Linked DNA regions of Mus musculus: region 2 is linked to region 1. A link is a contact called in ENCODE Hi-C or POLR2A ChIA-PET data. All regions are on one chromosome and are shown on one strand. The core of a region is the stretch at or near the end of the contact, and the rest is flanking DNA. Distances in the headings are between cores, read along the strand shown. Region 1 holds the start of Camkk2 (calcium/calmodulin-dependent protein kinase kinase 2, beta). Region 2 holds the start of Anapc5 (anaphase-promoting complex subunit 5).

Region 1 (6,189 bases), core at 758-3,257:
CTTCCTACCACCTTGAACTCATGGAGATCCTCCTGCCCCATGCCTCCCAAATACTGGGGTTAAAAGTGCCCGACCCACCTTCCTTTATTTTTATTCCATGTGTATGGGTGTTTTTCCTCAATGCATGTCTGCGAACCACATGCATGCTCTGCCTGAGAAGGCCAGAAGAGGGCGTCAGATCCCCTGGAACTGGGGTTCCAGAGGTTGTGACCCATCATGTGGATACTGGGAATCGAACCTAGATCCTTTGCAAGAGCAGCTGGTGGGTGCTCTTAACTACGGAGCCATCTCTCCAGCCCGCTTCCTTTTTTGGGGGGGAGGGGTTCAAGACAGGGTTTCTCTGTATGGCCCTGGCTGTCCTGGAACTCACTCTAGACCAGGCTGGCCTCGAACTCAGAAATCCGCCTGCCTCTGCCTCCCGAGTGCTGGGATTAAAGGCGTGCGCCACCACGCCAGGCTATCCAGCCGGTTTCCTTACCGTTACCTCCTACCTGGTAGGCAAGTCCTCTACCTCTGAGCTACCCCTCTAGCTGCCTACTTCCGTCTTGATGTCAGACCATCATGCATCTAACATGAACCGATTCTCTTTGACGTTCGCACAAGCTTGTGTCCATAAGCATACACCGTGTGGAGGTCATAGAACATGTCCCTCTTGAAATCAGAGCATCTGTGCTTGCCTCTGCACCCGTCCCTTACTGGAGAGAGGCTATTATCCACCCTCTAGGGAAGAAATGGGGAGAGTCATTAGACCCTCACCTGAGATTACAGTTGCTCCCGCCTCTCCTCCTGTGCAGACCTCCAACAGCACCTGGCCCCGGGAGATGCTAGAGAATATAAAGGGGTGGGTAAACGAAGGAGACACTCCTTCTGGCAGGTCACTGTCCATGCTGGAGATGAGTAAGCCCAATAAACCCATTGGTTCACCAAGCTGGGCTTGGATGTTTTTGATCTGTTGTCGGCGCCCTATTTTGGGTGAATAGGCATTTGTTCATGTCTCCTCAGGAAGTCAGTCAAGAGTGGGGCTTAAAAAGACACGCAAACTGTGCATGATACTGTCTCCTGCAGCTTGCTGTCTTACGCTACATGTTTTTGTTTTCCTTTTCCTGTGGGGGTACAAATAGATCTAACAGTCCTTTTAACTATTGTGTACTATTCCACTTCGTCTCGCTCCAGTTGCTACTACTAACAAATAAATGGAAGAGCGCTTAGCAGTATCAGAGGTGGTCATCTCATTAGAACGCTCATTGAGTTTATTTGTCCGGTCCTGGGGACTGTTTGTGAGTGCCCAGCCTAGAAATATGGCAATAATTTATTGAGGGCTGAAAATCGACCCAGTTGACAAAGAGCTTTGAATTCTTAGTGAATTTGACATCTCAACCCTTTGGCTGCCGGCAGAAACATGCATGCAGACAGCCACTGGTGAACATCCGAGTCTGAGTTCACCGGCCCCCCACATCCAAGGCCACCGGGTGAGCGAGCCCTTGAAATACCCTTTTTTTTCTCCGTTGTTACCCAACTGGGAGACTAAATATTTTAAGGCTCCAGCAAAGTAAACCGTCAAAAAGGGGAAGAATGTTTGGTCAGTCTTGTGGAGAGACCTAGAACTTCGCTGGGCTGTTCAGAGTGAGTGATGCATTTTAGGGCGAGCCTGCAGCAGTGGTCAGAGGGGTGGTGGCTGCGGAAGGGTTTCCCCATAATGGGCGTTGCCCCGAAATCCAGGGAGGGAACCGCCAGACGGCTCCTGGGTTTTCCCCCGTCGCCTTTGGGGGAACTTCTCCACGCTCAGGGACAAAGCGGCGTGGAGCATCTCGCAGGAACCGAGACCCACTCCCAAACTTGCGGCCTGTTCGCCCCTGCGCGAGTCGGGCCTCGCTTCCTGTCGCCTCCTTCCCCCCACCCCCCCTCCCGCCTCCACCTCCGCCCCGCCGCTACTTAAGTCTCCGCGGGACCCGGCGCGCGCGGCCGAGGCTGCGGCGGGCACGCGCGCTCCACGCCGGGTCCTTGGCCAATCAGCAAGGAGCCCGAGGCGCCGCCGCGCCGCGCGCGAGCCGAAGCCCGGGCGGCTCCTCCCGTGGAGAGCCGAACCGGACCGAGCCGAGCCGAGCCAAGCCGAGCCAAGCCGAGCCGGGGGCGCAGAGCGCGGGAGGCGGCGGCGCGGAGCCCAGGTGAGCTGGCCCGAGGCGGGCCGGGCTGAGTCGGGGGTGGGTGGGGGAGGGACGCAACCTCCCCGTGGGTCTTTGGGTCCCGGACGCGCGCGGGAGCCGGCAGACACAGCCCAGAGGCGGGCCCCGAGGGGACCCCACGTGCGCCGCCCCGCGCCCCGCCACGTGGAGGGCTGCGCCCCCTTTCCCCCTGGCCTCCGGAGCCGGGCGGCGCTTGGGGTCCGGCGGCAGGAGCCGGCCAGGAGTTCCGCACCAAGGTCCGCCGGCCAGGGCGGTCCCGGATCCCAGCGATGGCCTAGGCCACCCCTGGCGCTTGACAGGTGCGGAACCTGAGCGCGCGGGAGCGTCCCACCTCCGCAGGCTGCCAGGCACGGGGAGGACCCTGGTCCTAGGGGCTTGGACCCGAGTCTGCCCTCTGATCACCCCGACCTCACAGGCCGACTTGATCCTTTTGACCTAAATTTACCTCTGGGCTGCAGCGCGCGATGCATAAAGAGTGCCTGCCGGCTCCCTCTGGCACAGCCCTGGGGTGGTGGTGCCCCGCTATCACCGGGGCTATGCCAGGGTTCTCCCCACCCCCTGAATGCCCAGTTTGGGAAACGGGGTGTTTTCACAGCTCTGTCAGCCTCCTCCCCGGCTGCTCTCACTTGGAGATGAAGAGGTGGCACTTTGCAGGGGGATGGAGCAGGGGGTGGAGGACATCTCAGGTGCCATGGGCAAACAGCCTCCTGATCTGGGGGTGGGTGGGTCATGCTCCGCATTCATTACCCTAGATGCAACTTTTACCTTCCTCAACCTCCTCTGTGATGTTCCCCCAGTCCTGGAGTAGAAACTTCAGGTGCCCTGGGGCATTAATGATGTCTTTTACTCCTCCTCCTGACTCTGCCCCCACAGGACCTAGAGGAGGATTGCTCTGCCTCCCCACAGCTCCTTTGTTCTTTGGAAGTGGCAGGGGCTGCCGCTGTTCCCAAACCCACAGAAACTGCGGTTTCAGAATAGATCGTGCTATCAGTGTACAGAAGCAGCTTCAGTTTGCCCGATCCCCCTCCTTGTACACTCTACTGCTGTACACTTCATCAAAAATGTCATATGCCGGGCCATGGTGGCATACACTTTTAATCCCAGCACTCGGGAGGCAGAGGCAGGTGCATTTCTGAGTTCGAGGCCACCCTGGTCTACAAAGTGAGTTCCAGGACAGCCAGGGCTACACAGAGAAAGCCTGTCTCGAAAAACCACAAAACAAAACAAAACACAAAAACAAAAGAAAACCCCGTCATATGATGAGCCCCTACCTTGGATAACCGTAATTACATTTTTCATTTATGCCAGGAATAGAACCCAGTGCCAGCAGCAGGCTAAGCCCACCTTTAACTAGTGAGCTTACACTCCCACCCCCTCATTAACATTCATTGAGTTCTTGATGTGTGGCAAATAACTTTATCTTGCCTGGGTCATCTCATTTGATGCTAACCCAAATCCTTTGTGGTGGGGAGTTTTTGGTCACCGTAGTTGAGAATAGGAGATTAAAGTGCCTAGTATTGAATGGCTCAGAGAGGTTAGTTAACTTAGCCAGGATCACACAGACATTGCCAGGCTTCCCTTGCCTTTCTGGGGGTAGGTAGCCCAGGCCTGTTTGCTAGGCTGTGTAGGAGGACACAGACAGAGGTGCTGCTGTCCCAGCAGGACTCAGGCTTGGCTTTCCCTGCAGTTGCTGGTGGGCTAATAACTATGCAGTATTTCTTAGAGGACGGTCCCACCCCTCCTGGTGAGCATTTGGAAACACGTGGGAGGTGACTTTTGGCTTGTCAAAATGAGACTAAGCACTCTTGGTGTTTAGTGGGCAGGAGCTAGGGAATGCCAAATGTCCTATAAGAATGTCCCTACCTCAAATGCCAGGAGGGAGATGCTGAGAAATGCTGTGAGCCTCAAGTGCTGGGAGAGAGGGAGAGAGGGAGAGAGGGAGAGAGGGAGAGAGAGAGAGAGAGAGAGAGAGAGAGAGAGAGAGAGAGAGAGCACGCCATGGGGTGCTATTTCTGGAGAAATCTGTTCTGATGGGAGTAAATCCCAGCGGCTCCCTGGAGGAGGTGTCAGTTATGCCAAGGCTTCTGAGATGGGCTGAAAAGTTGAGGGACTGGGTAGAGGGACTTTGTGATTGGCTGTGGACAGTGGCTAGGGCTGCTTTCTTTCCGCTATCCTGGGAATCTGTACATGCGCTGTGTCAAGTTGCTCCTCTGAGTTTGAGTCCTTGGACTCGTGGGCAAGAGAGTCCCAAGGTGGCTCTCAGGCTGCAGTGCTTGCTCTCTCTGATCTGAGCACATCTAACCTTGTTCCTCAGAAGCTGAGGGAGTTAGAGGTTTCTCTTTCTCTGATTCTCCAAGATGTCTCAGACTGGAGATGTGGCTCAGTTGATAGAGCGCTTGCCTGGTGCACTTTGCTAGCAAGCCCTCTGCCACCAAACTCCATTCTCTGGTTCTTTTTAAAAACAAAACAAAACAAAATCAAGGTGAAGTCCCTCCCCAGGTGGCATTTAGGACACTCAGTGTCATATGTCTGTTCCAGCTGTCTGGTTTCAGAGCATTCCTATTAGAAGGAAATTCTTTACCTAATAAACTATCACTCCTTGTTCCCAGCATCCCTCCCTCCACCCTTTGGCAGGCACCCACACATCAGCTTTCTCTGGGATTTGTGCACTGTGGATGTTTCCTGTGAGTTGCATCTTATATAATAGGTGGTCTTTTGTGCCTCAGAATCATCTTCTATACTTCCTTTTTTATGGCTGCGTAATATTCCACGCTGCGAGCAGACTACACCTGACTTATTTATCATGACAGACATTTGTGTTGTTTTGGTATATGGGCTTCTCTTTCTTTCTCTCCTCTGGGAGCCAGGGTCTCATGCAGACACCACTGTGCCTAGCTGACTTTCTTCTTCTTCTTCTTCTTCTTCTTCTTCTTCTTCTTCTTCTTCTTCTTCTTCTTCTTCTTCTTCTTCTTCTTTTCTTCTTCCTTTTTTTTTTTTTCAGTTATAAAACCTTTTAAGCGCAGAGAAAAATGCCAAAGTTTGGTTTTGCTTTGTCCGTTTGGGTTAATTTGTACTTCACAAGGCAGGAAGGAGGCCCTGGGTGTGGCAGGAACTCAGTCTGGCTCTGTAGCATCCAACCCCCTGTTTGGGGGGTCTGGGAACAGACACTGTACTGTGGGGAGCTCATGGGAACTGGGGCCCCCTCCCTCTGGGAGTCTCTGAGCTGCTGGGGGAGGCCTGTGCAACAGATGAGCCGCATTCTAGACTCTCCCCCCCCCCCGGTTTGGAAAGGGAGAGGGAGAAAACTGGAGCTTCTGCCGTGCCCCCACACCCACCCCACCCCACCCTGAAAGCTGCGGAGGGACTATTTCTGTGTTGCCTCCTTTTATCCCGGCGGCTGTAAATAGTTGAGAGATGGCAGTTACGGAGATAAAAAAAAAATGCTAATTCCAACCTGGAAAGGAGGGAGGACCGATGATCCCCGCAGGAAGTGGGGGCGAGGAGGGGAGACCGAGGCATCTGCCCTCTGCCCTGAATTGAGGGAAGGCCGAGGTGGGTGGTGATGCCCAAGTGCTTCTGTTAAGGGAACCCTTAACGGGGAGTCGGCGGTTAGACAGGAGGATGAGCCAGAGATCCCATTCCCTGGCTCGTTTTTGTTCGAGGCAGGATCCTGCTTTGTGACCTAGACTGGCCGTGAACTGAAAAGATCGTCCTGCCTCTGCCTCCCTCTCCCTGGGATTCGTGTGCCTCTCTGCCTACCTAGCTCCCCTGTGCTGTTGAACGGCAGGAGCATTGCTGTCAAAGACTCTGGCAGAGAGAGAGAGTGAGCCTTTCGGTTTATTTCAGACCTTGATCCCCATTCTGGGTCCAGGTGTGGGGGACAGGTGGCCCTGTAGACCCGGTTTCCTGGTGTGTCCCTGCTTAGGGGGCGGTGTACTTGAGGCTGGAGAAGGAAGGAGGCGGGTTAAACATTCTATAGCCAAGCAGGATGAGGGAGGGAGAGCCG
Region 2 (6,590 bases), core at 1,405-3,904, 42 kb before region 1:
GTTCTAGGACAGCTAGAGCTACACAGAATGTCTTTACTGCTGTGAATAGACACCATGACCAAGGCAACTCTTATAAAAAGAACAACACTTAATTGGGGCTGCTTACAGGTTCAGAGGTCCAGTCCATTATCATCAAGGTGGGAGCATGGCAGCATCTACGGTGCACACAGTGCAGGAGGAGCTGGGAGTTCTACATCTTCATCTGAAGGCTGCTAGCAGAATACTGACTTCCAGGCAGCTAGGATGAGGGTCTTAAAGCCCACACCCACCCACAGTGCCACACCTACTCCAAAAAGGCCACACCTATTTGAACAGGGCCACACCTAATAGTTAATAGTGCCACTCCCTGGACGGAGCATATACACACAGGAAAACCTTATCTTTTTTTTTTTTTTTTTTTTTTTTTGAGACAGGGTTTCTCTGTATAGTCCTGGCTGTCCTGGAACTCACTTTGTAGATCAGGCTGGCCTTGAACTCAGAAATCCACCTGCCTCTGCCTCTTGAGTGCTGGGATTAAAGGCGTGCGGCACCACGCCTGGCTGGAAAACCTTATCTTGAAAAAAATAAAAAACAACTCAAACAACCCAACAAGCCCCCCCACCCCTACATAAATAGTTACGTGGTCTCTGATGTAGGTGCTGCGGCACAAACTCTGGTTCTCTGGAAAAGCAGCTTAGCCACTGAGTAATCTCTTAGGACAAATATCACTTATTAAACAAACAGGACTGACAGAAGAAAACAGGCCCAATTTGTGTTTGTATGCAGCAGAAGTTGAATAGTACATATCTTTTTTTGTTTCAAGAGCTATGAAAACGGGGGCTGGAGAGATTAAGAGCACTGACTACTCTTCTGAAGGTCCTGAGTTCAATTCTCAGCAACCACATGGTGGCTCACAACCATCCGTAATGAGATCTAACACCCTCTTCTGGTGTGTCTGAAGACAGCTACAATGTACTTACATATAACAATAAATAAATCTTGGGGCCAGAGTGAGCAGGGCCAGAGCAAGCAGAGGTCCTGAGCTCAATTCCCAGCAACCACATGATGGCTCACAACTATCTGTACAGCTACAGTGTACTCATATACATACATAAATAAATAAATCTTTTAAAAAACTTTAAAAAATAAAGAGCTATGAAAACTACTGAGAATGACTAATCACTGATAATATTTTTATTTTAAAATACTTATTTATTTTTATTTTATTTGTACGAGTACTTTGCCTGCATATATATCTCTGTACCACATGGCTGTCTGGTGCCCGCAGAAGCCAGAAGATACTGATGGACCATGTGGGTTCTGGGAACCAAACCCAATTTCTCTGCAAGAACAGCAAGTGCTCTAGTGCTCTTAACAACCGGGCTGTTTCTTCAGCCCTGATAATAATACTTTAAGCTCTAGAGAACTAAGTGTCTTGAGAAATACAGATAAGTAGAAGGGGCATTGTGAAAAGTCAGACTGAAAATACTGTAGACCGGGGGTTGGTTTTAAGAGCTTCATTTACCTGATGTTGGACTTTGTAGTGACTTAGGTGGGATACAGATATCCATTCACAAGAAGGTGGTCTTACCTTTTGTTTCACTATGGGTATCGCACTTGCAAACTGACACGTAGCTGCCTACAAATGGCATTTGTGAGATGTTGAAGAAAAACATGGGCTCTTGTCCTTACAAAAGGAGAATAAGGACAGGCATGGTGGCTCCCTACTGCTAGTAGGGAGGCAGAGGCAGGTTCTACAAAGGGCTGCATGGTGACACCTTGTATCAAAAAAATTTAATATGAGTGAAAAAAATGCTTTTTGTTTTTGTTTTTCTAGACAGGGTTTCTCTGTGTAGCCCTGGCTGTCCTGGAACTCACTCTGTAGACCAAGCTGGCCTTGAACTCAGAAAAGAAATCTGTCTGTCTCTGCCTCCCACGTTCTGGGATTAAAGTCGTGTGCCATCATTGCCTAGCGAAAAAAAAGTTTTTTGAGGCAGGGTCTTCTTAACTATGCAGACCTAGCTGGCCTGGAACTGGCTTTATAGACCAGGTTGGCCTCGAATTTATGGAGATGTGCTTGCCACTGCCTGTGCCTCCAGGTTGCTGGAGTAAGAGGCAGGGAGCTATCACATCTAGTATGCAAATATAATTTAAACATGCCAATTTAATCCCATTGCTTTTAAATACAATGATTTAAAAATGTCTTTTGGGCAGGGTAGATCATTCAAATCATCTCAGCTATTGTCGCGAGTTCAAGGCCAGTTTATGCTACTTAGTAAGTTTTTTTTTTTTTTTCTCCAAAAGGGGAGGAGCATCGCTTCAGCTGAAGGTCTTTGTTAAGAGAGCTTCCCTGGTATACACATATACAGGCGAGGTGTCTTGTTCAATTTCGTGTACCGCTAGAGGCAAAGATGCAATTAAATGGGGGCGAGAAGGAAGATCAAATTAAATAAATACACGCGTGGCCTGTAGTTCACGCTGTCTCTGATCAAAATCCCTGCGTCTTCCTCCCAGATCCCTGTCCACGTCGACTAGGAACCTGGTCGCCTTGGTTGAGCGTTTCTGTAGGGAACCGATTTGCCATAACACCATTTATGTCCCACCCCCTCCCCTACCCCCGCTCACTACAGGTTTGGCTGTTTTGATTGGCTGTCAGTCTTCCTTCTGGTCTTTGATTGGTCGAAGGCACCGCCGGGGTGGGAGAGGGACACTGAGGCCCCCGCTACTGTGGGAAACAGTCTTGGGCGGGTTAAGGTGCCGGGCGGCTGCAGCCATGGCGTAAAGGCGGCTCGTGGGCGCGGCGCGTGGCAGGCCTGGAGAGGGCCTGTCCTTGCCGGCGTCCACGAAGAGCCAGGACTTCAGCCCGATGATGACCAACGGGGTAGTGCACGCCAACTTGTTTGGCATCAAGGACTGGGTGACGCCCTATAAGATCGCCGTCCTGGTGCTGCTCAACGAGATGGGCCGCACGGGCGAGGGCGCCGTCAGCCTCGTGGAGCGGCGGAAGCTCAACCAGCTGCTCCTGCCCCTGCTGCAGGTGAGGGGCGCCCGCTCTTTCCCGCCCATTACCGCACGCGCGCGCGCGCTTCGCGTGGGCCCCGCCCTGAGCTGGAGGGCAGGGAAGGTCCAGCCCCGGGGGAGGGGCCCTGGGGGCGGGGCTTCATCTTGTCACTGAAAAAGAACACTAGCAACTGCATGATATTTCATCCTAAGCTAACCGGCATGGTTTAACTCTTTTCCTATAAATGATAAGTTTTGAGGGTTTTTTTTTTTGTTTTTGTTTTAACATATAGGTTCTTTTAGTTTGGTTTGTTTGTCTTTTTTTGTTTGTTTTTGGGTTTTTTTTGGTTTTTCGAGACAGGGTTTCTCTGTCCTGGAACTCACTTTGTAGTGGTTTGTTTTTCTTTTTTTCTAACTTGTTTATTTATTATATGTAAGTACACTGTAGTTGTCTTCAGACACCCCAGAAGAGGGGGTCAGATTTCATTACAGATGGTTGTGAGTCACCATGTGGTTGCTGGGATTTGAACTCAGGACCTTCAGAAGAGCAGTCAGTGCTCTTAACCGCTGAGCCATCTCACCAACCCGTGGTTTGTTTTTCAAGACAGGGTTTCTTTGTGTTGCCCTGGATGTCTTGGAACTCGCTCTGTAGACCAGGGTGGCCTCCAACTCAAGAGATCCCCCTGCCTTTGTCTCCTGAGTGCTGAGATTAGAGCTGTATACCCAGCCATACAGGCAATCTTAAAATAGTATATGTCAAATACAATTTCCCAAGAAGTCGAGTTGGGTTACCTACATCTAGAGTGGTGTAAACACTGACTTTCTAAAAATGGCCCCAGTGAGTAATTTTAAACCTTGTCTAGAGAAGGCTCTGCTTCTGGGTTAGCCTTCCTTCCCCAGTTCAGAAAACGATGAAATGTGTTTATACTCAGGAGAACTAGAGCACCCACCTTTGTATAGTGCTTCCCGGTGTGCAAAGCCTTTCACAGTCTCCCACTTAACTTTTCCACAGACAAAGGAGATAGTGATTATTAAGTCCATTTAACTGATGGAGACGGGCTCAGCGTTGCCTGTTAAGAGTAACAAAGGAAAGAGAGCCTTATCCTATAAATCCTGTTCATTTTTCTTTCTCCTTTTTTTTTTAATAGATTATTCCATTGACTAAAACCAATCTACAAATGTGAAGTATGTCTTCGTATTTTGCATAGTCAGGAAAATCCTGATTCCATGTGTCTCGTTTGGAATGATTGATAAATGACTCTTTTCAGTCGTTTCTCAGTCCGAAGCTCTTTGCCCGTTATCTCTAACCTTATTTTCTCCTTTACACAGGGCCCAGATATTACACTGTCAAAGCTGTACAAGCTAATTGAAGAATCGTGTCCTCAGCTGGCAAATTCAGTGCAGATCAGGTGAACTTTCTCTCTGCAAAGGGCTGGGTGAAGATTACCAAGGAGTGGGGAGCAGTTAAGTCTAAGATGATAGGGGCGTGGCTCTGTTGGTAACGTGCTTGCCTCTTGTGCACAAGGCCTGGGTTCCATGCCCAGCACTTTAAACTAGACATAGTGGTCCACAGCTGTAACCCATGCCTTTGGGGGCTAGAGGCAGGAAGAACAGAAGTTCAAAGTCCTCCTGGGCTACAAAGCAGTTCGGAAGTTAGCTGGGATACATGGGGGAACCAAAGTTATGATTATTAGAGGGGTTGTTCTAAGAGCTTTTATTTAGATGTTTTTTTAATGGATTGCATTAGAAGTTAGGTTCATGTATTCTTCCCCCATGTGTATAATTTCCTATGCAATTACCTCTCTTTTAGTTGTTTTAGATAATTCCATTTTTACTTTGACGAATGTTATACAGTTAAGTTAGCAATGTGTGATACTCTTGAGGAATATGGGGATGACATTTTAAATGGATTGTAAAGTTTGTCTTAGAGCCCCAGCTTTAAACAAACCTTGAAATCCCCTTTAAAGCAGACTTGTCTATAATTCAGGACTATGGAATGTGCAGGGTGTGCAGCGAGCCTTCCTAAACCATGCATCCCGATTTTCTCATTCAGAATCAAGCTCATGGCTGAAGGCGAACTGAAGGATATGGAACAATTTTTTGATGACCTTTCAGATTCTTTTTCTGGAACTGAACCAGAGGTTCACAAAACGAGTGTAGTAGGTATGGAACTTCTCCGGAGAGCAGGGAGCGTTCCCATTGAAGTGAGCGGCGTTCTGAGGGGCATCTGTCCTGACTTGGGTGTACAGAAGCAAGCAGACTAGGGTGCTGGCTGTGTGCGGTTTGTATTCACTGCCTTCCTGTTTCGTTCTCTATTCGACCGTAACCTGTGGGGAGGCAGCTCTGTTCTCCTGGAGTAGTTAGCCTGGGCCTGGGGTCTTTAGGGTCGCTCAGCTCTTTTCACAGTCCTGCGGACCACTTGACTGGGTTGTGCCAACTGTAAGTGGGGTCACCAGCCACACTTAGGAAGCGAGGTGAGTGGAGACCGCTCTTAAGCTTTAGTGTTGAAGCGCGTGTGCACGTGACATTTCTTTGATGCTTTTGTACTAACTGTGTCCCGTGGGCCCCCCCACCCCCACACTCTGTTGCATGGTCATTTTTATGTTAGTCGACATCAGTTGGTTATTGATCTCCTGTCCCCAGGTCATGGATGTACAAGGTAGACATAGCCTTGCCTCTGACAGAGACAGGTGTGCTGGAAGGAGGGATGGCAGATGTTCAAAGGGAAATCAGTAAATAAGATAACATAATTACACCTCAGCTTTTGACTAGACTCACATACAATAACTATGGTAGCTTCAGAGAGTTTGAATAGCCGTGAGGAAAATGGAGGCCTGAAGGGCTAGAGGTGGGAGAGGCCTGAGACCTGAATGGAGGGAGAGCATGCGGGAAGAGCACTGGAGGAGGAGGGACAGCACCTCTGATTCCTCTGAGGGGAATGGGGCTGGAAGTTGTTGTGAGTCTTGGGCTATCAGCTAATGCTTTCTCCTTGTCTGTGGTCTTATCTTGTAGGTCTGTTCCTGCGCCACATGATCTTGGCCTACAGTAAGCTTTCTTTCAGTCAAGTGTTTAAGCTGTACACTGCCCTCCAGCAGTACTTCCAGAACGGGGAGAAAAAGACGGTGGAAGATGCTGATATGGACCGAGAGGATGGAGAGAAACAGATGGAGAAGGAAGAGCTCGACGTGTCCGTGAGGTAACTCGGGTTTCCTGTCAGGCTCTTCTTCCAGTCACTTGGCTTAACTAAAGTGTCCCACTTCATTCTGGTCTAAACATATGAGCTGGCCGTCCCTTTTCTGTTCCTGGGGATTCCGGAGGTTGGATCACAGGTTACAACTAAGGTTTCATGTCCTGTGGCTTCAGATTGACTGGGAGGCATGGGTAGGCAGTCCACAGGAGGAAGGAGATGGAGGGCAGGGCATGGATTCAATGACTCCCTTTCTTTGGGCTTCTTGGGGTGGCTGAAGGGACACAGTTTCTGTCAGATGATTTTCTACACTTCTGGGAATGGAGTAACCAGGAAGAAGTGTTGATGGGCCTAAGTATAAAGGCCATTGTTACCTGCCTTAGGAATCATCTTTCCTGGTGGCTTCCCTGAGCCCTGCTCCCGT

What was found. A loop is a pair of places that touch in the nucleus more often than their neighbours do. ChIA-PET counts read pairs that join two places held with the same protein, here RNA polymerase II (POLR2A).
Region 2: a loop to region 1 is called in a map of heart, with 1.9 times the contacts of the local background. The contact joins the promoter of Anapc5 here to the promoter of Camkk2 in region 1. A Hi-C loop is called at or near these places in 1 of 37 maps with a recorded cell type or tissue (heart). POLR2A ChIA-PET finds 5 or more read pairs at or near these places in 4 of 5 experiments (Patski and embryonic stem cell).

Annotation. Positions count from the first base shown.
Region 1 is chr5:122,775,228-122,781,416 of GRCm38, reverse strand. It overlaps Camkk2 (calcium/calmodulin-dependent protein kinase kinase 2, beta), which reads left to right and starts at 2,007. Exons shown (of 17, transcript NM_001199676.1): 1 at 2,007-2,165.
Region 2 is chr5:122,817,406-122,823,995 of GRCm38, reverse strand. It overlaps Anapc5 (anaphase-promoting complex subunit 5), which reads left to right and starts at 2,654. Exons shown (of 17, transcript NM_021505.3): 1 at 2,654-3,016; 2 at 4,309-4,388; 3 at 5,033-5,142; 4 at 5,992-6,175. The coding sequence starts at 2,846.